Regions from separate parts of the Homo sapiens genome. Here region 2 is linked to region 1. The links are chromatin loops, found by intact Hi-C in ENCODE. Cell type or tissue: PC-3. All regions are shown on one strand. Links, peaks and the distances in the headings refer to the core of each region. The heading gives the core; the rest is flanking DNA. Region 1 has its middle 48 kb from the start of LINC02325. Region 2 has its middle 140 kb from the start of LINC02304.

Region 1 (16,032 bases), core at 3,961-11,960:
GCGCCCGCCACCACCCCGGCTAATTTTTTGTATTTTTAGTAGAGACGGGGTTTCACCGTGTTAGCCAGGGTGGTCTCCATCTCCTGACCCCGTGATCCGCCTGCCTCAGCCTCCCAAAGTGCTGGGATTACAGGCGTGAGCCACCGCGCCCGGCCGCATACTACTTATTTAAAACTCAGTGCGTGTCACTCAGTCTGTATATAATATATACATGCCACCATATCAGCAGGACATCCTCTTACCCTTGTTGCAGATAACTGGAGGTTCAAGGAGGCCCCACAGTTTGCCTAAATGGAGGAGGGGAATTTGTAGACCATTGATGCAGCTGTCACAAGACAGCAGGTTCAAGGGTCAGCTTTTCACCTTACAGCTGACAAGTGTCCTCTCGAGGGTCAGGAATGAAGGTTTTAACTTTGGGAAGCAAGTAGGATGGAAAACAGATACTGAATTCACACTCTGGCTCAACATCTTAGTTCTGCAACTGGCTACTTATACAGAATAGACCAGTTATTAAACTTTTCTGTGCCCCTGTGCCCTTTTCTGTAAATATAATCTCACATTCCTCAAAAAGTTAAACACAGGACCCAGAAATTCCACTCCTCTGAATAGACCCTAAAGAGCTGAAAACAGGGACCCAAGCGGACACTTGTACACCAGTGTTCATAGCAGCACAGTAGCCAAAAGATAGGCACAGTTCAAGTGTCCATCAGCTGGTGGACAGATAAAATGTGGTCTACCACGCAACGGAATATTACTCAGCCACGAGAACAAGCGGAATTCTGACATAGGCAGTGACGTGGTTGAAACTCGAAAACATTATGCTAAGTAAAATAAGCCAGACCCAAAGAACAGAGCTGTGTGATTCCACTCACCATGAAGTACAGGCAAACTCACAGAGACAGAGAGACCAGAGGCCACCAGAGGCTGCAAGGAAAGGAGACTAGGGAGTTACTGCTTAATGAGATGTACAATTTCTGTTTGCGCTGATGAAAAATTCTGGAGATAGGTACCGTTGATAGTTACACAACATTATAAATTTACTTAATAACACCAAGTTGTACACTTAAAAATGGTTAAGATGGCAAATTGTATGCTACATGTTTTACCACAATAAAAATAGTTTTATAAAACCCACAAACACGGGAGTATCAATGCACAGAGTTCCGAGGAGAATGAAACCAGAGTTCATGTAGAAAAGAGTGACTAAGAGGAGATGCTCAACTAAAGTGATTGTCCTTTGCCTTTCTGCCCCCAGTCCATGCGGCACATGAACGGGGCTCTAGCATGATGCTGGGAGTCCACCTGGCCTGGTGGGCATGTGCAGTGCTGAGCTCTTCAGAGCAGAAGCTGCAAACTCAGCCCTGTCTGCAGAGACTGTGTTGCCACCAACTCAGAAGTTCTATTTCTTCAAGGGGAGAGGAAGTCTTGGGACATCAGTTTTTGACAAAGGCAATTAACAAGTTGTAGGTAGAGGAACTTACTTTTTTCCCTAATCATGAGCTTTAAAATTCACTGCTTCTAGAAAGAAACTGAATTTAAAATGCAATTATTGTGCAGTAATTAACTTTGTCCAAATGAGGCCCTTTCAGAACTCAGTTTCTTTAGGGACACATTATTGAGCCCAGTGAGGTGGTGTGTTTTCCTGGCCTTTTTTTTTTTTTTTTTTTACATTTTTCAATAAAGTATTTTTGTGGTCAAATTGGTGGATTTTTTTTTAAGTCTGATTTGATATATTTGGGCTCTTTCCAAGAACTCTGTCAGGGTGTTCAGAGTTTCAGCTTTCTACTTGTGGGGGAAAGAAAAGAGTCTCATTTCTATAAATCGAATGTGTTTTTTGCCACGTGAAACAGCCTCTTGGAAATCTGCCTCCAGCCAGCCAGCTTAAGACAATGGCAGTGACAGTTAGATGTTGTCCTTGCCCTCTTTCCAAAACTGACAAATTTCACCTTAAAATTGCAAGAGCAGCTCAGTCCAGAATGGAGCATTGTGCAAACCCCTGGCTGAAATGGAAAGAGGCCTTTGACAATGGGGAAATGTGGTTAAAAGGCCAGCTGCCTTTAATTCACCTGTGTGATACCAGTTGAGATTTCTTACTTTTCTTTTCTTTATTTCGTTTTTCCCCTACACATGGTCACCAGGGAGGCAAGACTTGACTTTACTCCGGTAAGAGTAAATGCTCACTGTCCCAAACATGCAGGGTGCGACTAGGTAGACACGTGCTGAGGGCCCAAACCTGGATCAAACCAAAGAGAAACAGCACAGCGAAAGCAGATCTTCTCTCTTTCTATTTCTCTCTGGGCAAATATTGGAAGCATGACTTATTTTTAAAAGGCTTTCTCAAATGTTTTCTTCATGCATGTTTTTCCATACATCTCTAAATAATGCAAAATTTAGAAAGAATAATGGGGCTCTGTCCTTGTAAACCACCCAGAGGGGAAATTTTGAATGTGTTGAAGGCTTGGAATTCAGGGCTAAATTTTATATGGCCAGCCTCATTTCCAACACAACATAAAGTAAGTCCAAAGGGAGAGAGACTGACCCTTTCTCCTTCTCTCACAATATCCCAGCTCTGCAAAGCCAAGGTGTTACTGGATTCTGCAGAAATTACCAGCTACTTTCACGCACTTGGCCAAGAGGAAGAAAGAAAATGAAAGAAGAGAAAGAAAGGGGAGAAGAGAGAGAGAGAGTGAGAACCTCGGCAGATATACGTTGGCCCTGCCAATGACTCTCTGTTTAACTTGTAATCAAAACAACTCAAACCCAGTTACTGTTTGCATATCTGCCAAGTTTCTCAATTTCAGAGTCGGCAGCAGGCCCTCGGTATGACAGCCTGTCTTTCAGATTCCAGCAGAATCTGCCAAAGCCCCAGCACAGAGGCAACTGGTAAATTAAATGCCAGCGAGCACGGGCATTCCTACACCTTTCCTCTGTGCACACAAAGCAGCATCCCAGGCCCCTCATCCTGGCAGAGGCTGTGAAGACCCAGGATGCCCACATCCTAGCCTGTGCCTACACCCCCTTCCCTAGGTCATTACCACCCGGTGCCTGCTGAGCATTAGTCAGTGCACGGATGGGAACAAACTACCAAGTTTTCCTTTTAAGAAGAACCTGGGGTGGAGAGTGGGGAGCACCATTCTGCCAGCAGATGAAAAAAAAATACTCACAAATCAAATAGACTCAGAAAAACTCACTTTCAAGTGCCCAGCGATATCATGCAATCTATAGATAACGTTAGGTATTCAGATTCACCGCAAAGTGTAATTGAAAATAAAATAGACATTAAATACATAGAGACACATCTTTAAATCTTGCATCCTAAAAGCTTCTTGTGAACTAAAGATAAGGCTTCTCTTTTCCTAGGAAAGTGTAAGCTTCTAAAAGCTAGTTGATTCTTCAGGGGAGGAGTAAGCGCTTAGCTACCTTCACATTTATTGGTGCTGATTAGCATAACAGATATTAATGAATAAGCATTGTTTTGACTGCAACTTTGACTATAACCTGCTGATTTAATGACTCACACTAAGTTTAGGGAGTGTGGGCTGCAATCTTAATTATGAAAATGTGGCCGAGCTCCTGAGATTAGCAGCTAGCGTAAATATCAAAAACATATAATGAAGACAGGAGACAAGTTCGTGGGCCCAATGGCCACTATAAATATGAGAATGATCCCCTAACTTCACCATTTATCAAAATCTGCTTCTACACAAACCAATGCATTTTTTAAAAATCTTTTAGAGTGGTGTAATTTGCCTTCGTACCTGGACTGACATGCACGTGAAGGCTGCCAAGGAGAGAGACCAGGTCTCTTCGGCAGTCACCTGGGTCATGTGTGCAGAGGGTCTGTGAGTGGCTTTGTCATCCCTGAGAACGTTTGCAGTGACCCTATCTGTGTGCCCCTCTGCATGTGTTTCCACGTGTGTCTGGACGACAGCCCCAAGCGTGTGGACGGAAGGCAGCACTTCACAAACAGCCAGACAGAGCACCACCTCTTTAGTGCAGCAGGTAAGAGAGGTCTGTTGGATCTGGCGCCTCTTTTATTTGCCATAATTTGGCAGGTACTGCTCTGCGCGGCTGCAGAACTGAGAAGGTGAAGCCCTTTGATGCAGCCTCTGATGGGCGTCGGGCACAGCACACCATCAAGGCAATTCTAGCCTCTAAGCCCCGTGATGCTTTCTTTTCCAAGCTCAGGAGCTTCATTTGAGAGAAAAAAACATTAAGCATAATTCACCAACCTGCAGGTTTTCTTTCCCTAACCTAGCAACATTTTCAAAAGAAAACATAATTCTAAGTGGTTCCAAGGTTTAACAGCGAGGCCAATTACCTGGTGGACATTTCTGGAGATGCAGCCACCATGGGAAAGCTGCTAAGAAATTCTAGTCGCTAAATTCTAATTAGCTGACAGGCGAATTCCTGTTAAGTTTCTGTTTTTCATTCAGAGACGCTATGAATGGGTCTGATCACTTTCTGGGAAATTGTAATTGTGCATGTGTATGTTTAGAAACAGGAGGCCTTCCAGTCCAGATTCTGGTCTTGGTATTTGGAAGGACCAGGCCTTGATTTTGAGCAGAAATAACCACGTTCTTCTGAGCTCCTGGTGTTTTGACCCCGTAGCAGCCGCAGCCCAAGGCCCGCAGCACCTCCTTAGAATCCCAGTTTGCTGCCAGCACCTAATTGGTATGCTAATGCCCAGAGCTGCCTCAATTTGTAATTCTTCCCTGGAAATGGTATTCAGATTTCTGCATCCCCTCTCTACTAAGAGAAGGACGCTGGGAGATTTTTTTTTCCCTTCGTCTGGTCAAACAGGTAAAATAAACTTAACTCTGGTGACGGCAGACACATATCCCCTCCCTGAGGCCTTCTTTAGTCTGAACGGAAAAGCGGAAGCATGGCCAAGTGAAAATACTGATCTTTCCATTTGCCGACGAGGAGCAGGGGCCGGGGGAGAGGCCAGGTTCCTTTTACAAACTGTTGTTCTCAATTATCAATTTCCAGCCCTTTGTGCAAACTCAGGGCGATGCCGTTCCAACATCTTTACTTAGAACTTGGGGGGAGGCTCCCCTTTGCTTAAGATAACCCCTTTTCTTTGTATTTGAAAATAAATGTAAAGTTTACCTTGGGAACAAATGATTAATGAAGTGTTTTCAGTGTACCCCAGCTGTTCACTATAATAGAAGAATAATTTGATGTTTGGGGTTCTGAAGCCATTTGATGGCAATTGTGTGTTTTTTTTGTTTTTTTTTTGGAGGGGTCTGTGGGGTGGGGTGATTAAAGGGTTAATATTCAAATCAGAAATTTGCAAGGCCTGCATAATGGGAGCGCCACCCTCATAACAATAGGAATTTTTAACAATATCCAGCCTTGTTAGCAAGAGAGTTACATGCATTGAGGGCAATCAGTGTGTCTTGTCAGTTTCTTTTTATCTACCATCTCCAACCGCCGAGGAGCCGAAATGAAGCACTTTGGAATTATCAATTTCAGCCACATTTGCATAACAAAGCCCCCGAGGAAGAGGCATGATAAATGTGAAGGACCCCTCTTGGAAAAAGAACTGTCAACCGCGCCCCGAAAGATTCTCCGACCGAGCGCATTCTCCCGGACTGCAGTCAGCGAAAATAAAATGAAAGCATTAAAGAAAGTCATTCTCTCAGAGAGAAAAATCTCCCCCTCTGCACAGAGAGAACTGGATGAAATGACATTATGCATATGAAAATGTCCAGAAAGATGTTTGATTTATGTATGCATTAGATGCAAATTCCATTACGGTGCGCGCGCTGTTGTGTGATTTGGCGCTGAACACATCAGCGCCCTGATCAGATCTGATCTCATTAATTCCGACAAGGAGAGAGAGAGGGAATTGAGAAGAATTTATGGCCTGGACACTTGAAAGAAGTAAATTGTAATTCTGTTTAAAGCTGTAGCGAACCTTTTAAACACCTTTTATTATAGGAAAGAAGCACTCACTTTTATAACACTGTAAGGACTTACTTAATCCTGCACTGGGGGCTCTGGTCTTCATTTAGGGGGAAAAAAATCTATGACCTTGTTTAGGGGAAAGAAAAAAGAAGAGGAAAATGTCTGTCTTGAACCAAAATTCAGGGAAAACATCACAATAGTAGGATCAAAGGAGAAATGATGCCTCTGTGAATAATTGGGTAAACGTTTGGTTTTAAGGATCGTGTGTTTTGTTTTGTTTTGTTTTAGTGGCTTAATATTTTCAAATAAAATACCAAACAGTGAATGAATATTTTTATGGGACTGGGTAACAGATTTACATTTTAAAATGTCTTTATTTGCATTACAGATAAAAGCGCTACTAACAATATGTGACGGGAGATGCAATGGGAAAAGTTATCTTTTGAAACCTCTACTTATTAGGACTGCTTTGAAAGCACAGTCAATTTCAGACCAATATGAATAATAATGATAATAATAATAACCCCACTGCCAAAATAGTCTTAAGGGGAAATACATTTTTATAGGGAAAATCCCAGATTGTTTCTCTCTATTAATAATGATTCTTATCTTTCTTTTGCTCCTGAACAAGACCTTAATAAGTCGTTTCCTCCTTTCAGGAGCAATAATCACCCTTCATGGGTGAGATATCCTATATTTACTTGATAGCGAGTGTAAAGCCGAAAGTGTCTCAATATGTTATTGCATCAAGGAATCATGGTTCCTCCCCCAGCATTCATGACCCCCTGGGGTGCAGCTTTGCCTGCTAGAGTTGCGTTTCCCTGCGCGTCTTTCATCTTCGCCAGCTATGATTAACTGTCTTCCCAGGGCCGGAGGTGGGGGCAGAGACTGGATTCGGAAAACCTTAGTTACCGGATCATGTTTGATTTTAGATGGAAATGAAGATACCGAGGCGGAATTCTCCCCCAGTGCAGCCTACAGCTTCCCGGGGTAATCCACTCCAATAGAAGTCATTGTTGGGTTTAGCAAATGTTTATCCAGATTGATGCAGCAAACTTACATGTGAACGCAGATAAACAGCGACTCGGAGGGCAAAGGGTTCCAGAACCAGGTGAACCTGCTTAAATGTCACATTTTGTCAAAGGCTAATCCCCTTGTCGTTCCTCATTTCCACCCAAACCATAAAAGTATCTCATGTGTGCTGTAGATATAATTATAGATGGAACCCGCGTATTTACACTATGCATCTGTGTCCCTACTCTTCCGTGCTGTATGTTTTAAGGACACAGGCAATGAGTAGCGGCCACTGGTTTGCCCACATTCCAATGCATCACATCGGCAAATCAGGAAAATAATTGGGTTTTCCTTTGAGAAGAGAGAGAAGGGGGAAAAAATCCTTCTTCCTGTGATGTTTTAAAAATTCAAAATTTCCTCATTTATCTCCATGTTAGCTCTAACCACACAGTTGAAAGGTATATTTAGACTGCAGATACTGTATTTTAGAATGTGGAATTTCACGTCCTCTCACTTGGGGGACTTGAAAGAATTGTGCACATTTTGAATAGGCTTGTCTGCAAGTAAGAGGGAAAAGAACTTACCTTGGCATTATACTAGTGAGATTTTGGTTTTTTGCAAGGCATTTAATGTGTCTGTGTATGTGTGAAGGCATGCATTGAAATACAGAGCCAGTTTGTTCACCTTCAATTAAGTTCTCCCTCAAATATACACGGAAGGAAATGTACATATTATATTTTATAAATAATAAGGCTTGGGGGTCAGCTTTCTCATATCTTCACATGGTTGGCCAGATCTTAGTGTGTCTCTCTCTCTCTCTCTCACACACACACACACACCCAGTGAATGGGTAAGGCTTGGTGATTAAGGTCGTGCTGTTTGTTCATCTCTGCCCTGGCTAATGTGATTGAATTGGAACAATACCTTTGAACTCCTTGGCTCTGATCTGCATACTAATTGATCCCAAGTCCTTGACAATGACCTTAGCCGCCATCCACCCATTCCTGCAAAGGCTGCTCGGCCCTACTCAAAAGTTGCTATCAAAATCCAGAAACGACACAGAAAGTCCCTTTATAAAGAGCGTCTTTGAGCAGTGTGTTACTCCCTAGCTCCCCCTGCGAGATGCTTTCAGAAATAAAAAGTATTTGTCCAGGACTGGAAAACAGTTTTGTCGCGGAATGCTCAAATGTCTGTGGAGTAACCGCAAGAGCAAAGGGGGAGAAATTCGGTTGTCAAAACTTACCCTCGTGGTGATAGGTAACATCTTCTCCTAAAATAAAAATCCGTGATGATAGATTCTGTGCAAGATGTTTCCCAAAATTGTCTTTGAGATATCAGAAGCCTGCACATACATCTCACTCTTCTAAAAATCAGTGGACAGGATCAGATCCTGCCTTTATTTAAAATCTGAATTTTTTGTTCATTGTGAATTTTGGTGCATTCATTTTATTTTTTTAAACATTGCATCCAATTATCATTTTTCTTAATTACTGCCTTTTTGGCACTCCATTAAATTTTGCACCCAAGGTGCATGCCTCAATTCTCTCACCCAGATCCCAGCGCCCCCAGCATCTCTGCTGTAGTTTTATAGTCTTAGGAAAGTTCTGAGGAAAGAAATTCGAACAGTGGAAAAAGTATATTTTTCCCAAATTTACACATATTTACCTATAAATTTAAGTGGGCACAAAAACAAGTGAAAGTATAATAATTCATGGGGATTCGCGTATCTCTTTAAGGTAAAAAGGTGCTGACATACGCACACACACAACCACACATCCAAAGAAATTAAAGACAAAGAACCACATTGTTGGTGACTTTTAAAATTGTACTGTGCAGTAATGAATTAACCAGTAGCTAGAAGGTTTCCATTAATAAACCAAAGTTATATTCTTTGTGTGACCTTGAAAACAACAACAAAAAAAGTCTCTTCTGGGGAGAAAATGTATCAAAGGAGTTTATTAAAAGCAATGGTAGTATCAGTCCTAAAGCAAACACTGGAACAAAATAAAAACACAAAAACCTTTTCTCGGATATGAAATCATCGATTATATTGGACTACAGCGTTTTCTTGAAATCTGCCTGAGGGATAAATTGGAGGGGGCCACCCCATTTGGCTGTGAACAGAATAGATGGTGTTACTGGAATAACTACTCAATTAAAATCAGCGACCCCTTGCTCACCTACGCTGGCTTTACCTGGGCCCACCTTGCCGACAGCAAAAGAACACAGGTGCAAAACAAAAAGACCACCGATTTTCTCTGATACCACACCACCACCTGACATCCAACACTCGTCTTCCCGTGATTTAGAGATCAAACACTGGTCCTTGTCAGCCCAGGGCAGCCATGAGTCACAAAACCACGTCCACGGGCGCACACGGCTTCCACGCTTTTTCATTTCAGTAAGAAGACACTTTTCTAAGAACACGGTGTTCTAAAAAAGAAAGAAAAAAACTGTCTGTAATTTGTCATGAATTTCAATTACCAAAAACTTTTGATTTTTTTTCCTCTTTGAAAAAAAAAAAAGATTGGCATACCTCCAGGTTTTAAGAATGTAGTTAATGCAGAGAATGACAGAAAGATAAAGATGTGTGTGTATGTGTGTGCGTGTTTGTGTGTGTAGGAAAAGCTCCGAACATACGCTGTTCATATAGGCCTAGCTGGGTTTTAAGCCCTGAATAAAGGTTCGTGGTGACATGGGTGAGAAAGAGCATTTTGTATTTATGTGGAACGGATTGTTCTGACAGGTTCCACAGCATTTCCCAGAGCCGACATGTCACAAATGTGACTTGTGGCATCCCAGGGCTGCACACACACACCAGGAAGCCGGTTTACACTCACCAACTCACGGCACATAAAGGGTTTTGGAGAGGAAATAAAGACTCATTTTGCAATTGGAAACTACAAGGTTTTTTTTTTTTTTTTCTCCTTTCAGATACACAGAATACTTACCAAACGGGAGCAGAACTTTTTTTTTTTTTTTTTTTTTGAAATGTGCAACTGTGTGAAACTTGTCTGGTTTCAGATTTACACAGAAATTTGGAACCATCTTGTTTTCATCCAAACAAATTCAAACTGAAGAACCTCTTAACTAAGCTGGGAGCATATTTGCACCAAGAAAACTGATGTTCCTAATTCATTAACCTACAAGCATTTGGTACCAGTGGAGCTTACTAAATGTGCACAGCCCAGTGACTTGCTTTTTTGTTCTGTTTTCTTGAGGGCTGACTCTTTACTTGCACTGTCCTAGGTAGGAAGTGGAAGATAAAAAAACAAAATCAGCATGCTATCAGCCTGTTATCTGTTCTTTGGTCTTAAGGAATGATTTCAGGTTTCTGAGGTGCTTGGTATACATAGGTGAAGCTGAATACATGTTTACCGTATAAGCAAATACGTAAAATTAGAACACTTTAAGTTGTAACATGAGACAGTATATAATTAAAATGCCAAACTGAGCGGTCCAGATCATTCCAGCAGGAGTTCAGAGGTCAGAGGAAGCCGCATAGTGAGAATAATCACTCCTTCTGGCACAGCACCAAACAATTTAAAATCAGTTTTGCATCACTGACTACCTCCATCCTCTGTACGGTCCTGCATGCTGGCAATGAGCAAAAAAGATACCATCCCTGTCCTCGTGAGGTTTCCAGTCCAGCCATTGGTGGGGCGGGAGATAATATACAGCATGCCACATGGGGATACACATTATGGGAAAAAATAAATCATTAAAGGAAATGTGGAGTCCTGTGGAGTCCCAGGGTGGCGTGATGTGTTAGTATGACGCACATGGAGGTTAAGAAAGCACTCGTACGGTAGGGGAGGTTTCTGTAAGGATAAAAAGCAGCAAGGGAAGAAGCCACCTGTCTCTCTAGGGGAAAAGAGATCCAAGTAGAGGGAAAAGCAAGTTCAAAGCCTGGGGCAGAGCCTGCTCGGTGTGTTCAGGAAGAGCAGGGGGGACATGTGTTTGGAGCAGAATGATCAAATCAGAGGGAGGCAGAGGTGGGGGAGATCACTCAGGAGCTCGAAGGTCATGGCAAGGACTTCGGCTTTTACACCCAGTGAGATGCAAACCAGCGGACGGCTTTGAGCACGAGAGTGACGTGATCTGAGGCTAAAGATGAAGCTCCCTCCTCAAGGCATTTGGGAAGGGTAAATGCCAAAACGCAGGCTCAACCACCAGTTTAAGAACTACATGTAAATGTGACCTGCATAGGTCGAATGGGAAGCTGTTTCAGAGACTCGAGGCTTTTTTTTTTTCTGTTTACAAAAAGAAGATAAAAAACTATGCAACAAAGATTAAAAAAAAAAAAAAAGACTGGCGTGTTCTCCAGTTTTTCATTACACTCACATGCAATACGTTCATGTATTTTCCGATCTATGATGATGATTTTTAAAAACTACATTAATGCAGTGGAGAGAAGAAAAAAGCAAGAGATCCTTAATGTGCCCACTGTGGACATCCCTTTATCTTCCTCCCAGTACTCCTGGAAATGGCAGCGTTGCTTCGAGGGCCTTGCAACAGGGCACATGTGGAATGAGAGGCTGGCAGTCTCCAGATCTCCAGAGCCCTTACTGCTCCCTGGAACCCAGTCCATCATCAACCTAAAACCAAGTTGGCCAACAGTCCCTGGCTCTGACTCATACCCTTCCATTGAACTGGACAGAACCTCGGTTTACTCATCTGTAAAATGGTAGTGTTAATGTACATTCTGCCTATCTCCAGATCAATGGGGCACCCAGAGGAAATAATTAATATGAAATTGCTTTGGCAGATAGAAATGTAACAGAATATTTATGTAATTATGTATAATTATATTATTAGTTTTTTTAAAACAGGCAGAAATAAGAAAACTACACATGAAAACTAAACAGCCTACATAATCTATGCTGATTATATGTGTACACACACATACATACATACACATATATATACTCACATATACACAAATAATTACAATGCAAATTTTAAAACATATATATACAAAAAAGTTTTAAAAAACTACTTATAGTTTCACCACCCAGAGAAACCAAAATTAACTTTTCATTATATTTTCTTCCAGTTTTTATCTGTTCAGAATATAAATGTAAATATTTGCATAACTATTTTTATATATTTATGTTATTACTAATATATATGTACCTACAATATGTCATGACTAGGCTATGGTATATAACATTAGCCACAGCTCTACGTCATACTATAACCATAGCCTGTAACATAGCATGCCACAGTTATGTCCTATTATAGGTACAGTGTATAATATAATGATAAATTATTTTATGTAGTTATAGAAATACATCTACATATATACAAAATGTAGATTTACATCATTCAATATATTATTGTAAAATTAATACCAATTTTTTTGTTTAAACAGGTAAATCACATATATTGTTTAAAAGAAAAGTCGGCAGTACAAAAGTGAAGTGCACCCTATCACTACCATTTTCCCTTCAAAAAGCAATAGCATTTCCCATTAATAAGTGGTAATACATTGAGCACACTGTTCTGTACATTTTTTTTTTTTGAGACGGAGTCGCTCTCTGTTGCCCAGGCTGGAGTGCAGTGGCATGATCTCGGCTCACTGCAACCTCTGCCTCCTGGGCTCAAGCGATTCTCCTGCCTCAGCCTCCCGAGTTTACAGACATGTGCCACCACACCCTGCTAATGTTTATATTTTTAGTAGAAACGGGGTTTCGCCATGTTGTCCAGGCTGGTCTCCAACTCCTGACCTCAGGTGATCCACCCGCCTCTTCCTCCCAAAGTACTGGGATTATAGGCGTGAGCCACCGTGCCTGGCCTGTACTTTTCTTTTTTTAATTAAAGATGCATCTTAGAGATCATTTCATGACAGCAGATATATACATCTGCTTCTTTCTTTTAGTGGCTGCATGGCATTGCATTGTAAGAATATTTGACATTTTATTTAATCTACAAATGTAAGTTAAATCATTTCCAATTAATCACTATCCTAACAAAGCCACAAAAATCACATTTTTGTGAATTTCTGTAAGTACCTCAAAAAGCTAAAGTGCTAAAGTGGAACTGCCAGGTTAAAGAGTATGAATCATGTCAAGTTTGACACAAACCCCCAATTCGTTTTGCAAAGCCGATGCACTAACTGACCACTCACACATACCACATCTACAAAGTCCATTTTTCCATTCCCCCATTGCCATTTGCATTTTCCTTATTACAAACAAATTGAGAATCTATTTTAAATAGTAATTTGTTTCCTTTTTGCCAATTGTCTACTAAAGTTCTTTCAGTATTTTTCCATTGGATTGTTTTGCAATATTAACAATTTGTAGAAGCTCTTTACATATGAAAGAAACTAGTCTGACATATATCACATAGGTTGCAAGACAGGAGTTACAAATTTATAGAAAGAAAAATCCATCAATCTACTTTTTGAGCTTCTGGATTTTGCATCACGCTTAAAAAGTCTTTCCTGTTAATAATTCCAATATTGCTGCTGGAGAAATCACCCTGAAGAGCCAGGAGAGCTGCAACAGGGAAGAGGACAATTTTTTTTTTTTTTTTTTTTAGACAGAGTCTCACTCTATCACCCAAGCTGGAGTGCAGTGGTGCAATCTCGGCTCATTGCAACCTCCACCTCCCGGGTTCAAGTGATTCTTGTGCCTCAGCCTCCCAAGTAGCTGGGACTACAGGTGCAGACCACCACACTCGGCTAATTTTTATATTTTTAGTAGAGACAGGGTTTCACCATGTTGGCCAGGCTGGTCTCAAACTCCTGACCTCAGGTGATCTGCCTGCCTCAGCCTCCCAAAGTGCTGGGATTACTGGTGTGAGCCACTGTGCCCAGCCAAAGGACAGCACAATTTGTAAAGAAACAAGGCACCTTCAGAGAAGGGAGAGAGGACCAGCGAGGCTGGCTAACAGGTTGAAGGATGACATGGGAGGAGGCTAGAATGGGAGACATATCAGGGAGAGCAATCTGTAGGTTTCTCTCCTACAAATAGTTTTATTTGGGAAAGGAAGGGACTTCACCTGATGCATACTCTGAAGACATCACTGCAGTATGAGTAAGAGATTAGTGAGTGGCAAGAGAGGAAGCAAAGAGATCTGGAGCTCAGGTGACTGACGGTGGCCTCTGGGCAGGCAGTGAGAAGTGGATGGACTCGTGCACCTGTAATGGGGACCAAAGGTGGAGAACCTGCCACAAATGCAGGTGGATGGAGATCCCATTTAAGGTGGCAGGAAAAGTTGGAGGTAATGGGCAGCACAGACCACCTGCTCACTTTTGGACAGGATGATCTCTAGGGGCTGTGAGAAATGCTCACAGGGGAGGCTGGAAGGCAGTTGTCTCTATGAAGGTGTTGCTCAGAAGAGAGCCGCAGAGGTGCTCACCCCTGGAAAAGGTGCTTCATCATCCTCAGGCATAGTCTCCTCCTCTGCAAAATGAAAGAAATCACTTACAAGGGGACAATGATGTAAGCCACCCAGCCAAGGGCCTTGCACAGAGTGGGTGCCCCCAGGGTGACCAGATCTCCCTGATCTCGCTCCCCCACATCAAATACGCAAAAGCATGTGGGTTGCTCTGTGACCACAGAAACATGCACATCGTGAACTCCAGGCCCCTGCCAGGCCCTGAGGATTCAGGGGTGAGGGAGGCTCAAACCTTGCCCTCGGGGACCACTGGGTCCAATGGGGAAGGACAGTCAAACATGCGATGGGGTAATCAATGGGGTGCAATCAACCTGGAAGAGCTGGACATGCAAGCTGTAAGGTAAAGGTGCCAGGAAAGTAGAAAAAGGCAGAACTGTCATCCACTATTGGGGGAGGGGAGGATAAACACACAGACGACAGAAAAGAGGCAACGCTGTTTTTACCTTCATCAAAATTTAACCCACAAGGTCTTATTCCACGGTTTGCAAAGCATTTTCCCACCAGTGATTTCTTTTAGTCATCTGAAGGGCCTACAGAAAAGAAAAATTAGGGGTCACTATCCTGCTTTTATAGGTAGAGAAACTGAGGCACAGACAGGTGTGATGATGTACATCACCCATTCAGACCTTGTTCCAGACACCATCCCGCCACCCAGGAAAGCAATGGATATATAGAAAAAACTTAGGAAGATCTCATGGGAGCTGGAAAACCTAAAAGAGGGCACTAGAAATGGCCATGCTGAAAACCAACAAGACAACACAAAAGCAAGTTTTTCTACCAAATTGCAAAAGGGATTTAGACTCCACTGGCTTCTCTCGGCCAGGAGACATCCTCGGTTCCTGCCCATCACGGTAAATATCAGGGCAGGAGCGGTCGCACGGGCGGGACTCTCTATCACCAACGAGCTACTTAAGGCTTCTCTTATGGCCTAATAAAGTCACTCAAAGAAGAAGAAGGTACAATTAAGCAATAATGACCCGGGCAGAAGTCTTTCTGAGATGCATAATGGGATGTTAAAGGCTCAAGTCTTGACCCTCTAGTTGGCCATTATGAGGCTGGTGAAGACAGATAAACAGATCATTACAGCTCATATAAAGTTCAGAAGTTAATTTAAAACACTACTGTTCATCACGCTTTAGCCCTGCCTCTCCCACTCATAAAAACATAGCGAGGCTTGCATGAGTCTTAGAAGATATTTCTATCTTTTTCTTTTTTTTTTTTTTTTAACATTTTGAGAATTTAGGTTACCATTAGGAACAGCGAAACTAAACAAGTTGAGGTTGGTTTTGTTTCCAAGTGTCCCTGACCCATTGGCTCTGCAAGAAAGGCCACTCCCTGACCCCAACCCCAAAGCCCCCACCTACTACTCATCCATCACCTTTCCCAACTTAGGCTCCTATGGGGAAATCGCTCCTTGACATAATTCCTGATTGAACTAGTGATGGCTTCCTTCTCTGTATGAGTGTGTGTGTGTGTGTGTGTGTGTGTTTATATGTGCTGTTTTGTTGTGTGCAATTGTGTGTGTTCACTTGTATGAGTGTGTTTTATATGTATTTATGTGTTTGTATGAATGTGCTTGTGTACGTTTGTGTGGGTTTGTGTGTCTTTGTGTATGTGAACATATGCAAAATTGTGTATTGCGGGGAGATGGATGTTGAAAAGAGGGGATCAAATGAAGAAGAGAGGTGAGTACTGAGA
Region 2 (16,032 bases), core at 4,303-12,302, 110 kb after region 1:
GCTTTATTGTGGCAACACCTAATCCAGAAACTGCTATCTCTGCCTTTCTTACTACACACTCCCATAGTCAGAGCTTTTTGAAGAATCACTGTTTCATTAATTTGTTTGTTTGTTCATTCATTCACTCACTAATTTAATAAATGCTCATTGAAAGTTTACAGCACCCGGCACTGTCCCAGGTGCCGAGGATGAAGCATGAAGAAGGCAGGCAGGGCCTGTTCTTCCAGCGCTTTCTCTCTAGTGGGTTTGCAAGTGGCATCAGCTTCTCTTCCAAGTGCTGCTGACACCTGTCCTCATGAATGTCTTCACTTTCTCATCTCAAATGATTCACTAGATGAGAAAAACAAGCTTTTATCTCACGTGGGTATGAGGAAGGGAGCAGTTCCTCCAGAAAGTCGTGAGAGACTCAGCAAGTCACAATTAAGAAGCGTTGGAAGCTCATTCATTTTGCAAAATAAAAAATCAGTACTGAACTCTGTTGACTTCTCTAAACCTCAGAGAATGAGCCATGGTTACATTCTAGATTCAAAACAATTTCAAGCTCTTTTGTATGAACAGATGACTCATCTAATACCAGAAAGGAAAGGCTAGGTTTATTTCCCAGAATAAAGCATGCAATCTACATTAAGGGCCAGGATTTCATTTGCTGTTGTTTCAAATATACAATTATTAAACATTACTTATAACTTATTAAAGTAGTTCTATCTACGGCATCAGAACCCACACTATAGCTGTTCCAGGCCTTAGGCTTCCACGTAAAGAATCATCTGAACTCTCCAAGATGCAGACCAGGTGTTCAGAGCATGCATGCTGAATAACGAAAGAAAGAATGGTTGACAGTTTCTGAACCCCCTCAGCTGGAAGACAGCAAGCCAGATATCCTCACAACAGATGGGTTTGGGCCAGCAACCCAAAACATATTTGTCAGAATACTTACTCCCCAAGGTGATAAAACAGAATTCTTGAGAAACTCTGAGCTAAGGGAAGTAAAATGGGATTCTCTGCTACAGGACTTATCAGAGGCTTTACTAGACTAACATGCACTGGAGTCCCCCAAAGGGGAACTCTGTGATGTGGTATCCAAATTCACCCAGCCTGGGAAGCTTTTTGCTCATGAAACATAAACTGGGCACTGCTGACTCAGAGCATCCATCCACACCAGCCTGTGTGCTTCTCAGACATCCCAGCATCCCCAGGTCTTCAAGAGTTTAGACAATACCAGAACCCCCTAACCAGCATGTCTATTAAACCCAACTACAATTAAAGGCAACTTGCAATAAAACCTAAAAAACAAAGACTTTCTCTAAAAAAAAAAAAACCTTCTGGATTGTCAAATGTCCTTCAGTAACCTCCACCATGGAACATACATTTTCTAAGCATGCCCCTAAATACACACATAAGGGCTTTGGTTATTTGAAAATAATGTTAAGATATATTTGTGCTTGCAATTGTGAGGTATATTTTTCCCTCCCTTTTTATATGGCAGATTTGGTTAAGGTATACCTATTCTTGTTTTTTAGTGGGTTTGAGTTTTCTATTTTCAAAAACAGCAGGTTAGTAAGAGCCAAGAGCTGTTAATTTTGCACTGGCTTGCCTTATGCACGTATGACATTCCAAAGTTGATGGCTCTTAAACACAGCCCTTCAGGTGACTTCTGTCACATCGAAAGCAGATTCAATTATGAGCTGTATGGTTCCAGTATATTTTGTTGTATTATAATTCTTTGAAAACTGGTAATTCATGCATGGCATATATGAGAACTCTCTATTAACCAGAGTATTTGATTAATGAGCCTGGTGTGTGCTTTCATCATGCTGAGTTACTGACTTTACTCCACCTGGGTGGATGCAATACCAAAACCCATTCAGTTTCCTTGTTTTGTTTTAAAGGATTATAACAGCACCGTACAACAGCAAGAACAAATACCATGGGACCTGGTGACAGAAAACGTGGGCTTCAGCCCAAGTTCTGCAACTGTATTTCCAGGATAATACCTAGTACCCAATAAATGTTCAATAAACTATTATTGGATGGAAGAGTAGATATATTGATACATTTATAAATGAAAAAATATTAGAAATGGAAGAAAGAAGACTTTCTGACTCCCCCTGTCTGTGTTCAGTGTCCCTGTTCTCTATTTTCTTAGGATCCTGTGCAGACCTCTAATAGCATTTGTGACATTACACTGTAAATGTCTTTATTTTTGGCTTCCTCATTGATTGGAGCTCCTTGAGGGAAGGGGCTTTGTTTTAGTCCTCTTTCTTTCTCTAGGATTTCATGGCTTCCAGCCCTTCAGTTAGCATCCGGTAAGTGGTAAGTATTTCTGTTTTCACAATGAACTTGCATTGCTTTAATACAATAAAAAGGAAGTAAAGTTTACATTAACAGTAATAAGAGAGAAGTCCTGATGTTGGGATCTGGGGTGAGAAGACTGGGCAGAGGAGCGTATCAGAGGAAGAGGTCATGGAGATGGCAGTCAAGCCCAAGTAGTAGAAAGAATGGTGTTGCAGTGGTCACAACCAGGGCCAAGGCAAGGGGGAAAGGCCTCAATGTCTACTCTTGACATTTTGACATCTTAGCTCTCCCTACTGCCCTAGGAAGTAGAAGATGAGAATTCACATGTGAATTTGTGCCTAGCACAGTGACAGCAATGTGATCGACACTCTATCACTATTTGTTTTATGAAAGAAGGTCCTTTTATAGAAAGAGACATAGGGTTGATTGCAAAGTCAGCTATTATAGGAACAAAAGGTACAGTCTTGGAAAGAATGTCAAGTAGGAAGGAAAGTACTTCGGTGTCAGAATTCATGTGTGACTTTGGGCAAGTCCCTTGCTCACCCTGAACCTTAGCTTCCACACTTGTAATGAGCGGGTGAAACTAGATGACCTGGAAGATCTCTTTCAAATTGTGTTTTGTGATTCTATGCTTCCAGATATTTCAATGTTGGGATAATGATAAACAATATGCAGACTGTTTACTTCATAATTTTATTCCTTAAGATCTTTCCCAAGGAAATAATTTGACATTCAGACAATGATACCTATGTACAAAGGTGATCATTTTTAATAATAGTGACACAATGGAAACACCCTCTATGTCCAACCAGAAGGAATGGCCAGGAAAAGTATGGCACATATTTATGGTAGACTGTGAAGCCGATCTTAAGATTTATGTTTAAAAAAAGGAGATGCAACATGTAGTACTGAAGAATTTGTATAGTTTAGTCCTCAGAAGTGTGGATTCCAGAGCCCAGTCCCTGCTTGTGGCATGTGTTTCTTGACTCTGTTATTTATTTGCTATTGTGAACTCGAGCAAATTATTCTCCCTCTCTTCACCTAAGTTTTCTCATCTGAAAGTAGGGGAGATAATAGAATCTATCTCCTAGAGTTATTGTAAGAACTGTGTGAAGTAATTTTCATAAAGCATATAGAATAGTATCTGACAGATAGTAATTTATAACTGCTAGCTATTATTATATAAAATATGATTGCAACAGTAACTACTTGGGAAGGAATATTTACTATCTGATTCACAGGTTACATATACTGGAGGAAAAAAAGTAATATGTTAACAGTGATGTTTAGATGGTGGAATATCATAAGATGATTTTAATTTGTTTTCTTCATATTATTATGTATTTTTCTAAAATTTCTGCAATAAACTTGTAAAAATCATAACCAGGAACAAAATAGAAACAAGTGTGATTTTCTTTTAAGTCACTCCATGTGTATACAGGCGATGGTGTGGTGCTTGGACTTCAGTAAGCCTGGAATAGAATCCTACTTTGCCACTTAGAAGCTATGTGGCTTTGGCCATGTCGTAAGTCTCTAAGCCTCAGTTTTCTCAACTAGATATTGGGGGCAGTGGGATAGTATGAGGTAACATATAGGCATATTTCAAGTTCTCAATACATTTTCTTTCATCATAGAGAAATTGTTTGGTTCTCAACATTCTTAAATACTATGGGTGATAAAATGAGTTTTAAGACAGGGCCTCTGTCCCTGAAGATCTTGATATTTCACTGGGAGCCCAGGAATAAGAAACCTAGGCAATGAGAGAAGAATAAAGTCATAGACCGTATTCCAGTATTGTGAGAATTCGGAGATGTAGATCACAGTGGTTCTAGAGTCACCTGGGAGGACTTCATGAAAAAGAAAGGACTTGAAACAGGCTTTAAATAACTTGGATATGGAAGAAATACTACTTAAGATTGTGTTCAGCAGCCAGGCCTGGTGGCTTATGCCTGTAATCCCAGCCCTTTGGGAGACTGAGGCGGGCAGATCACAAGATCAAAAGATAGAGAGTATCCTGGCCAACATGGTGAAAACTTGTCTCTACTAAAAACACAAAAATTACCTGGGCATGGTGGTGCGCGCCTGTAGTCCCAGCTACTCAGGAGGCTGAGGCAGGAGAATCACTTGAACCTGGGAGATGGAGGTTGCAGTGAGCTGAGATCACACCACTGCACTCCAGCCTGGTGACAGAGTGAAACTCCGTCTCAAAAACAAAACAAAACAAAACAAACAAACAAAAACAAACAGAAAAGATTGTGTTCAGCTACCAGAAACAAATTCCTTGCCATAGTGACTTAAACATGCAAAAGTACATTCTTTCATATATGAGAAATCCAGCTGTAAGCCAACCACTAGATCATTGGCTACTAGCTGTTTCTACTGCCATCTTCATATAATGTCACCTTATGGTCCACATGGATGCTGGAACTCCAGCCATCATAGAAGAGTTCCAGGCCCACAGAGAAGAGAATCAGGGGAGCTCATTCCCTCTGAGCTTGAGCCAGTGGCCTTTACATGGCTTTTCTATGTGTCTCCTCAAATATCATTGGCCATATATATTGCAAGAAAGGCTGTAACATGTTGCTTTGTACTCTGGAGGGCAATGTGCCCAGGTAAAAATTGACAGCCTGTTACTAAGAAAGGAGAATCAAAGAGTGGCCTCTGCCACTTGGGAGAAATGCCAGTTCAGGGGAACAACAGGGGTAAAAGCTCTGACACAGGAGGGAGTCAACACGTGGAGGACAACTAGGTATCACACATGTGCCCTGAGGGTCTGTTGGGAAGTTCCAGGAAATACTGCTGGGCTCAGACTCTGCCCATATCATATGCTGTCATCAATGTTGTCAATCCTGCATACCATAGGCTCTTCTTTCTATATATTTTCTGTATTCCCACTCAGCCCTTCCAGGGAGAGTCACCTCTCTCATTTTAAAGATAAGAAAATTGAGGCTCAGGGAGGCTTTGACTTGCTGTAAGAGCTCTACGTGGCCTCTGCTGGCTTTGTGTGCTAATAGCGCCTGTCCCCAACGTGCTACTCCCCCTGCCTTTCACTCCAAATCCAGGGCCATGTCTACACCACTGTAAGTTCCTTCCACACATCCAATGACAGTCTATCAATCTCCAGCAATTTTGTCACCCAGTTAACAGGCTCAAACATGACTGATTGGACAAGGAGAGCTTTTTAAGGAGGAAAAAATAATAATATTTTGGGTCTGTATATGAGAAAGCCTATTTGATAGAGGGGCACAGGTATTAGCAATACATTCATATTCAAACACTGACACCTTTATTCAGCTTTTTATATTCAGAGCATTTGCAGGGCCTGAACTACTGGCAGACACTTCAGATTACTTAACCAGACATAAAATTGAAAGAGGGAAAAAAAATGAATTGAGGCCATGAGTCCCACAGGCATCCTGGGTCTTTCTGTGGATGCAAATGGACTTATGATTGAGTTATCACAGCAAATTCAAGCCAACTCGTTGGTACTTCCCAGTGCTGGAAGTTTCCTATGTACTTTCCCAAGGATGAAATTGTTCCTTTTCCCCATCCCGTATGCATGTTTTTAAGGAAACAAGCACTTGGAAGATAATTTTGCGGAAAAATATAAAATAGGGATAATATTCAGTTGCTTTTTCTTAAAGAAAGATGAACCATGCAAGGGAGGGATAAATCGCATTTGCTATGAAAATTTGAATTTCAAGAAGTATATTATGTCCTCCAGTGTGTTCTCAATGAAAAGAAAATTATTTCTTTCTTGGGGAACACACTCTTATGGCATTTTAACTTTTATGACATTTCTGATTTGGGATGATGAGCTTTCTGCACAGAAATGATTCAAACTTCCATTTTTGTGGCTCGCATGTCCTTGTAAATTGCTCTACCAGCGAAGGAGGAGGAAACAGCTTCCTAAAGTGGAGATTGTTTTTCTGCTGAGAGAATGTTTCTTTCCCCATTTCTGAATGGTCGTTGCTGATAGAGACATATATCAGGGAAATAAATTGTACTTAATCGCTAATCACCTGAACATAAGCTAAAAGTGGTATCAATCTTTCCTATGGACAAAAATAATTTCCCTTCATAAATAATGAACAAAGACACATTTTACCAGGTGCAATTAAATACAATTGTAAGGATATATTGAGATATGATTCAGACCTTGCCCTGTCGTGACAAGCCCCAAGACACTGGCATGCCCAAATACATCTTTTAAACATTAGGAGGAAATTCTGAGCCATTGTCTTTCCTGAGCAAGAAACAATGCTATCCAAGGGAAACTTGAAGCAATGATGTTTATTTAGAATTAGAATCGATTTTCATTTTACATAACACCTTTCATTTTCAAGGCTCCCGAAGTACTTTACAAAGCAATAAGCTAGACAGCAATATTGCTATAGACAAGTGTAACCGTCATTATGCTTTCTGTAATAGCTCGCGGGCTTGGAAATTAGAAATCAAGGGAGAGAGATGGAGAGAGAAATAAAGAGGAAGCGAGTGGTGAGAAGAGGGTCTGGGGAGAAGTCAAGAGACTAAGGTGGGAGACCTGGAGGATCCCACAGAGGCAGGAAAGGAGACAAAGACAGCATAGAATAGGGGCCATGCTTCTCACTGGCGCTCTGCTTAGAAATGGTTCCCAGGGATGCTTTCTTTCCATCTCTGAGGACAGGCAGTGACATCTCAGCCCCTCACCCAAAGGACAGGGACAGGATGACATCCCACCGAGGCTCCCTCAGCAGCTTCACATCGCAGAGAGTGCTGGTTTTGCTATCAGGCAGCCTAGGACCCACATCCCAGCCCCACTGACCGACTGGGTGGCCCTGAGTGACTTGCTCAACCTCTCTGAGCCTTAGTTTGCACACATGTAAAAGGAGATCAGGAGACCTACACCAAGTAGTGAGAAAAATGAGAACGAAAGGCAGGAGAGGTACTCAGTCAAAGTTAATTAGGTTTTCTCTCCTTGTTTCCTTCCCTTACATTAAGAACATGGGATAAGCAAGTCCTATTGGATTTCCAGGACACAGAGGAATTTAATAATTCCTGCATAATGCTTCACAGTCTGCAAAGCCCATGAGCTCATTTGATGAAATGAAGCCAACTCGGTCATAATAAAGCACTTGTGATCTGTTTTCAGACTCTTGACAACCTTGAGAGTTTAGTGTTATTATCCCCATTTCATGGAAAAAATATATTGAGGCTCAGGGAAGTTGAGGTCTGCAGAGACTCACCCCGGAGCCTCTGAATTTAAGCCCAGAGTTCTTTCCACCAGGCCAGGCTGCCTCCTTCTGGTGGAAGGAGGTCAACAGGCTTCACCACATCTTTGTGCTGCTCCCACCAAATGGCTAAACAGCACAGGTACCAAACAACCCTTTAGAAAACTGATTTTGCTCCTTCTTTCACTGCCACTAAAACACAGTTTATGTAAGCAAAGAACATGTTTTGATTTTACAATTCAGTTTTAGTATAAAGGGGCACAAACTCTTCGTTATCATGGTACCCGGCAAAGGAGAAACGCCTCAGTCTATGTTGGTGATGCATTTTGCATTGGGTCTGTCACTTACTCGCACGAACACGTTTCCTGAGGGCTTCCTATGTGGCTGGCAAGGTGCTAGGTGTTAGGGCCCAGAGAATAATTCAGTGGTATGAGAAGGTTCTGGCGCTGTCTGGAGAAGGGGCTCCCAGATCCTTAGAGAGGAGGATCGGAGTGAAGAAGGCTCCTTGGCGACAGGAAAACCAGGAGAAGGAGGCTGTGGAATATTCTAGAAGAAAAGATGAGGCTCAGGCAATGGGGATGGAGAGAGAAGGGAGAACTTAGAGGATATTTAGGAGATAGAAGAGACAGGCTTTGTATGTAGACTGCTTGAATGTGAAGATTAAGGGAGAGAATGAAGAGACTCCATCCCTCCTCTTAAAAAAGCTCAATATCAGCTAAGAAAATAATAATAACAAAAAAAGACAAAAATGTCAGTTCCAGCAGAACCTCCTCATTTCTGAAATTTGGTGGGACACTGGTCTACTTTTGGCAGGTGGAACCTGGGCCAGTCTTCCTCTCTCTTAGGGGGAAGAAATTGCATTGTATGATATATTACTTATTTTAATCAAATACAATTTTTTTCTAATTGTCACCGCGCCGGCAGCCTCACGGGGGCTGGTCTGACTTGTGTACATCCATGACAGGGAAGCGGTAGCGGCAGCTGCTTTGTGCCAGCCCGCCCGTGTTCCGTACCTCTCCCGCCTTGTCATTCACATCTCCCCTAATTACAGAACATCTGCTTGCGGTGGCCATTAACACTCCGCTACCAGCTTGTCTAGTTTAATACCAATGACTCCTGACCTCCCCCAAGGAAGACGCTTTCTGTCAAAATTTCCCCCAAAGAAGCCAATTCTCCACGCAAAATTTACACTTTTTATTTTTTTTAATGCTACCTTACTAAAGACTTTTGAAAGGAAATGGGTTTGCTGAGGTGCCATTTGGAGGGGGTAGGGAGAGTCGCTGCAACTGGAAACCTTTTCCCTGCCTTATTTAGTTTTGTTTTGAGTCTTTAAAAATTAAAGATGAAAATCATCTCCAGGGCTGGGAACACAAGCCGGAGCGTCCTCGTTCTCCCTCTTGCCCCTGCCCCGAGTCCTGCAGCTAGGGGGCGGTACAGACACCCACTCCAGCTCTGCTATCCGGAATTACATCTGCCTACCTAAATACAGACCATCATGGAAGATTCCAATGGCCTTCATTATTATTATTATTATTATTATTATTATTATTATTATTATTTTAATTATAGGTTCCCATGGTGGTGCTCCTGTTCCCTGGCACACCCAGAATCCTAAAACTCGGGAAAAGAGATTCCCTTCCTCTGGGGGTGATCTGGAAGCAGCAGATTTCTCTCTGTGAACATCAGATGGTATTTAAAACATTCCACAGCTTCCCTGGCTTTCCCAATGACAAACATGCTCAAAAAGTAAAATAGAAATGAGAGGAGGAAATACAGAAACAATATTTCGTTCAAAGCATAATGGATCACACAGCAAACGGTTCCCAGCTCAGGGCTGACTCCCACCAGGCTGCCCTTCCTGACTTTCGTCTTATGTCGAACCTCCCATCACAGGGTACATTGTAGCCCAGCGTGGTAACAGTAACTATATCGCAGGAAGAGACACGCAGGATTATGCTAATAAAAAGGGGGAATGGGAGAGCAGTTCATTTTAAAATCACCCCAAACATGATTTGTGAATTAATATATTTTTTAAATTGTTTTGCACGTTAGAATTGCTTCTGCTTCCTGTTTTGATAAACGGCAATTCCTCTTTCTTGTAGAAAAAAAAAAAAAAAAAAAAAGTCTGGGATGGCTTCTACAAATACCTGGCTCAGGAAAGTGATGAGGGAGCTCACAGTATTTTACAATGCCGTTGGACTTTGCTTCCAAAGTGGAAAAGCATTTACTCCAAGAAGACCCTTTGCAGAGCAGGTAATTTAAATAGAATGCAAGCTAGACCAGCTCAAGGAGAAAGTGGGGCAGCCAAAGAGCTGATTTTAATTTTATTTTTCTCTAACAGAGTCAAAAGTGATCACTGACCCAAGCACAAGTAAATTCCAACAAGAGCAAAGTAAGTAATTAAGAGAGAATAATCTAGAGTGTTGCTATTTTGTCCCGCTACATCTGAAAAGCATTCACGGTACTTTGCTGCGGGGAATTTGCTCGGGCTTTGCCCTGGTGCCGACAATCGCTTCTCTGGAAACTGAAACAGCCGAGGAGGTATAAAAAAGAGAGAAAGGTGAAGGGATGAATGGGTTTTAAAAAATGCTGCAAAGGAATACCTGTAAATACATTTTTTAAATGTGCATTTCCAGAATACAACATCATCTTAATTGTCGACCTCACCAAAACACCTATTGGAGAAAGCGTTTCAACAAGGGGGAGAAATGATCTTGTAATCTCAACAATAAAAGCGTTTCCATCCTTTGTATATGCTGACTTACAAAAAAAGTGCTTTCAAACAACAAAAGATGGTGCAGTAATTACATAAATCTCTTCATTCTTGATGAAGACACAATGGAGTATGAGCAAATCAATAGTGTTGCTGCTGTAATTCTTGTTTTTATTATGAGCCGAACACGAACTTGTTAAAATTGAATTCTGCTTCTTGTGTATAAAAAAATTAGGATTTGCACAAATTCAGAGGAAAAGAACACATGTTCTGTAAATGTTTAATTTTTTCCATGCTACTTAGGAGATTTATGATGGAGTAGAATCAGATTTAGAAATGAATGTGACACCAATAATATAACGCTGCCTCCTATGTCCCAAAAAAATGAGACATGCCACCTTTAGACATCACATTTTAGTTGCTGCATTGAAGATATTCATTCAGAATGCCCAGAAATTACCTCCTCTATTTTTATTCCCACTATTAAATAAACTAAATGTACCCTAAAGTCAAATATCTCCAACTTACTGCCAATAAATTGGCCGTAATGATTTTCCCCCACAACTTACATTTCTAATATTTCCCATTCAGGAATAAGTAATATTGTTGATTTTCCAAAGAAAAGGTGAAAATTATTGCATTTAAAAATAATTAATAGATGGGCCTGCATACCTTTGAATTAAATTAAAGGAAAAATATTTCTTTTTTGTAGAGAAGATTGCATTCATATCCTGTTTGGTGTGAAAAGTAGATTCCAAAAAGCTTTTAACTAATTTGTTCAATTTGTTTCAAAGCCAACATGAATAGGCTTGGTGCAAATTCAGATTCATTAAAACTTAATTAATATGCATCATTATGCAAATGAGGTTGCAGTTAATGAGTTCTTAAAAGAAGCTTTCTTTAATTAGTTCAGTTTTAATGGCATCATCATTTATCTGACTTGTTTTTAAAGCCACATGACATGCAAAAAGTGACCATCCTCTACAATGTGCTGCCTAATTGCGTTTCATCCTAATTGTTTAATGTTAAAAACTTTGAAAAAGTTAAAATGTTTTGATATTGAGTTCCATTAAATGGCTTTCACAAACTTTTCCATTCTGGTGAATGAGATGTTTATTCCATTCCTCAGCTTTTTTTCTAGCGTTGCTCTTAATTATTATTATTCTTATTATTTTTGACATATAACCATTTTGATCACCTATTTCGATCATGTGAGTATTGTGTCCATGCATGTCTATTTATACATTGATGAGCCCATCCTTACAGGTACACATGTGAAACTGTGAATATAATTGCTCAACAAGCACACTTTATTGTTATGTGCATATATTAGTGTGGATTATTATACTTATGTACTTGAAAAATTAAAACGAGCCTTTCTTGAGGCCATCTGCTGACTTCAGGAAGCTTAGTAACATGTTTTAACACAAGATTTTTAAACGTAGTAATTCACAAGAATTACAGCCACTGCTACTATCACCAGCGTCTACATCAGAGATGCCTGCCTGGGAGATAAGAATGCTTAATAATTATTGAGGAATATGGAAATCAGAAAGAAAGGGGAAAAAAAGGCAGGCTTAGTACAGAAAAAACGCTAACCCAGAAAATGACTTTGGAAGCTTCGGAAATACAATGGGTTTTTAAAACATTTTCAGGTTTATGAAATATTGTGCTACACAATTACAATTGTGTTTTGACATGTGGTGCCGAATGTAATTCTTTGGGGGGAAAAAAGGAAGTTCTTTCACACAGAGTCCTAGAGAGGAATGCAGTGTGCCGTGTTACACGTTTTTACACCACTGTCAGGAGTTTATAACTGAGACAAACTACTTGTGTTTGGAGCTCAAAAATAAATATATGTGCTTTGCATTGGTTTAAGCGAAGCTTTATGTTTTGTTTCCACAGAGATTGAGCTGTGCACATGCCACCCTAATTAACAACAACAACGAAAAATGCCGTACAAGCCTTGCATTTATCAAGGCACAGGCCGACACTGCAAACATTGTTCATTTCACATAGAAAAAAGAAAAATTAATATTCCAACCTCTTTTTAACACTTAGTCTTTTGAGTACCATCAAGAATATCCTGATTAAATAATTGGGAAAACTAAATCTCACGGAGGAGGCAGTTGAGAAGCCATTATTTGGGGGATCTTTATAATGAGGGTGCAGTCTTTGGCTGGGAAGATGGCCTCCTTTCTCCTAAGTCGGCTGGTTACAACAATATAATTGCTATCACACCGCCATATGGTGATTGAGATCATATTAATAGAATTACATGAATAACTATTGGGGGAGGTTCTGTTCACAAATACGGCATCACGTAAAAGTGTGGAATGAAGCCATGCTATGATGGGATGTTTCTGAACAAGAGGGACATGACAGACTTTGTTATTCACAGCCAAGGTAAGGAAGTAACCCAGGTGGTCACCTTATCTTAATAAAAACAAAAAGTGGTGCAATCTAATGTGTCGAAACTGGAACCAACAAAAGACTTTTTTTTTTAACTTATCAAATGAAACGTTGTAATTCTTAAGGGTGGGGAAACTTGTCTTATTTATGTCTGTCTCATCAGCACTGAACAGGGTGCCCTGAATATACAGAAGCTCTCTCAATGTTTACTGAATAGATGAATGAATTCATTAAATCACATCAGAATTTACTAATAAATCGTTCCTCTAGTATATGCTACAACAAAAATGTGCATTTACAAAAACAATTATATGGAAAAGGTGTAAAAATATTCATGGCCCCTAATCCCACACCGACACGTATAAAGTAAAATAGTTCTGTCTCTATACAGAATAAAAACAAGCATCTCTTTGGCACAGTGCTTTAGAGTTTATAAAGCAATTTTCTGTGCTAATCTGTTTGTAATTTTCATAACATCCTTTCAAAAGGATTTTTTTTTAAAGAAGGGTAAATATCCCATCCCAGAGAGAGGGTCTTATTTGCTCAAGGTCACAGGGATAGAAAGGCTGGGTGCCATGCAGGGCTTGGGACCCCATTCCCCTGCACTTGAAGAGGCAGATTAATTGACAGACATTTGGAAAGAACATGGAGACCCCCAAAACCCCCATACAGAAAGGACATGAGGGCGACCTCACTGTCTCTGCTCCCAGCTAGGAGTTTTAATAGAAAGGATAAATTATCAGAATCTGCAGTGCCAAGAAGAGTTTGAGTTTAGGGCTTTCAGGGATAATATTCAAAATGATGATACTAGTGGCCATCAATCATAATTATTTTAAAATTCAATAAACATTTAGTGAGTCCTTTCTTTGTGTCAGGGCATCATGCCAGGTGCTGAAGAAGCCTGAGTTTATTTAATCCTCTCAGTGCTGCTATTTGAGGGAGGCTTCTTCACATATTGAAGCAACTGGAATTTGGAGAATGTAAATGATGCACTCAGTCCAAGGACCAGGCAGTGCGATCCAGAAAGCCCACTTGGGTTTGCAAAGGCTGTGTGCTCTTTTCAGTGTCATCTGGACAAGGACTTCAAGTGCATTAATTACAAATTGATTAAGAGTGGATGACAAATCCAAATAGGTGGGATTTGTCACTTAATAGTGACACTTAATAGTCACACTTAATAGTGTGATAACCGTTCAGCATGAAGAAAGATATCTGTGAATCAGAGTGTTCAGAGAAGGCTTTGTAGATGAAGGCAAAAATTAGGCTGGGAAAAATGATAATGGTTATGACAGCAAACACAGAAAGAACTAGCATTTGTTCAATGCTTACGATGTGTAGGTAAGTTTTGTGCCTTTTGCAAGTGGTGGCTGGTTTAATCCTCTCAACCATTCAGAGGGGAGACTCTCCTGTTGTCTTATTCTATAGGTCACAAAAACAAGCCCCAGGATAGTGAAGCAACTAACCCAAAACTGCATGTTAGTGACAGGGCAGGGACGACTCTCCTTTTAAAGCTGGGAGAGTTGTGGCTTGCTTGAGCCTCTGCTGTCAAGGGTGAAGCATTTTTACATTTTTATAATTGAGTGAAGTTTGCTTCGTTGTTTGCAAAAACACTCATCTGAGAAGAAAGTCATTTTTTTTTCCTCCTTTCCAAATTCCCAAACACAAAATTGTGATCACCCTCCTTTGGGTGAAAACGTGACTGCTGTTCCATATCCCAAAGCTGAGAATAATACTGAGCTGCCCGCATGGACTAAACACTCGTAGCAGATTTCAAGACGTGGTATTAATGGAAGAACTTTTGAAGAGTCTACAGTGGGCATCCACAGAAAACCAAACTGGAACTTGGAATATGTAAAGTCTAAGATGCTTTGTGAAGTCTCTGTGGGCAGCAGACAAAAAAAGAGGAAAAAGATAACAAAACCCTCCATCAGTTGCATGCCTTCCTCTCCCTCTTGAGGCTTCTCCTTCTGCCTCCATTCCACCCTGCATCTGCGTGAACCCCGTAGAGCATCCTGGCCTCCTGCTTGCTTTTTTCTTTTCTTCTTCTTCTTTTTCTTTTTCTTTTTTCTTTTTTTTTTTTAAAGCAGCCGCGCTGAGAATCGTTCCCGCGTGGTTGGAGACGCACTGCCTGCGTAACAAGACTGTTCTCTGAATTCCATCATTTAACTAGCTGCCAGATCCTGTGGATGCCATTTCCTCATATCATGTGCACCGCCAGGCCCCCCTACTCTCCCTACTATTACTAAACTTAAGGCCTCTGTCCCTTTGTCAGGCCCTCTTGACTCCCATTTTTGATTTGACTGCATTCTCAATGCTGTCGGCTTTAGGATCTTTTAAATCTGCATTTGTCACTACCTCTCTCACAAACATTCAATGGTTCCCTATTGCTTTTCAAATAAAATAGAATGTTCTCGGACATTCTGGACCCTCTATGTTTTAGTTACAAGCCATGGATTCAATTTTATTTCTCTTTTCTTTTAAGTTATCCCAAAACAAGCCAAGTAACTCTTCATCCTACTTCCATGCCAACAATGCTTAGCTTTCTAATAATCATAAAAATAATATACTTTATATACATGACAGATAATTTGTAAAATATAGAATAAAATAAAGAAAAAATCAAAATATCCTGCAATCTAAACACCCAGATATAATCCCCCTAATAGAATAAATATGTTGGTTTATTTTTTCTGTATATATATAATATATAACAGATATAAGAAATACATATGACAAACCTGAAATCTCTGTGTAAAAACAATTCTGTTAATTCTGTTGTTGTTGTTGTTTTTTTCCACTAAGCAATACAGTGTAAGCCTTTTGTCACATCCTTACATATTCTTAAAAATCCTAAGCTGAAGGAGTTATTTTGAGCAAAGTACTTAGAACAGTGCCTGACATATAACAGGTGCTCAATAAATGTTAGAACATTAGCCCTCATCATTATTATTAACTATTATCACCCTCTGAAAACTTGATGTTTAATAAGTATTGTATTTGATGATAAGGATATTCAGCAATTAATTGGAAATATCCCTTGCTGTTGGATATTTAACCTGTTCATACCAGAAACAATCTTGCAATGAATATCCACATTTACATGTATGTGTTTATGGCTGCATATGTATGTATCTGTGTTTGCATATGTGTGTAATGTGTGTGTGCATATGTGTGTATATATATGTTTGTGTGTAAGAGAGAGTGTGTGTGTGTGTCTGATGGCTAATTGACATATTGGGAGTTTTTCTATTGCCAATAAATTTTCTCTTTTTTTCCTCCTTAAACTATTTTGCGTTTATTTTCTGTCAGTTGCAGCTGAAAGAGTCCAAACCTCATACATTTGTGCAAAGCTTCAAATCTCAAAGGTGGTGGAGATAGTCTCTTATTGTAAATGACAGACCT

Evidence for each region. Peaks named below come from ENCODE experiments on the same cell type or tissue, not always from the same donor. Only the 100,000 strongest peaks of a DNase experiment are listed, where the experiment ranks them.
Region 2: a loop joins it to region 1, with 2.8 times the contacts of the local background. A loop is called at or near these places in 4 of 110 quality-filtered maps.

Annotation. Positions count from the first base shown.
Region 1 is chr14:97,402,845-97,418,876 of GRCh38, reverse strand. No RefSeq gene overlaps it. Among named protein-coding and RNA genes, the nearest start is that of LINC02325, 48 kb to the left of the region's middle. RefSeq lists enhancers at 6,449-6,970, 14,783-15,982. In PC-3, for the core only: CTCF peaks have their summits at 4,327 and 8,043; no DNase peak of the experiment used is centred there; H3K27ac peaks cover 1,068 bases; H3K27me3 peaks cover 7,712 bases.
Region 2 is chr14:97,291,406-97,307,437 of GRCh38, reverse strand. No RefSeq gene overlaps it. Among named protein-coding and RNA genes, the nearest start is that of LINC02304, 140 kb to the right of the region's middle. RefSeq lists an enhancer at 865-934. In PC-3, for the core only: CTCF peaks have their summits at 7,588 (motif pointing left), 8,709 and 8,908; no DNase peak of the experiment used is centred there; H3K27me3 peaks cover 7,914 bases.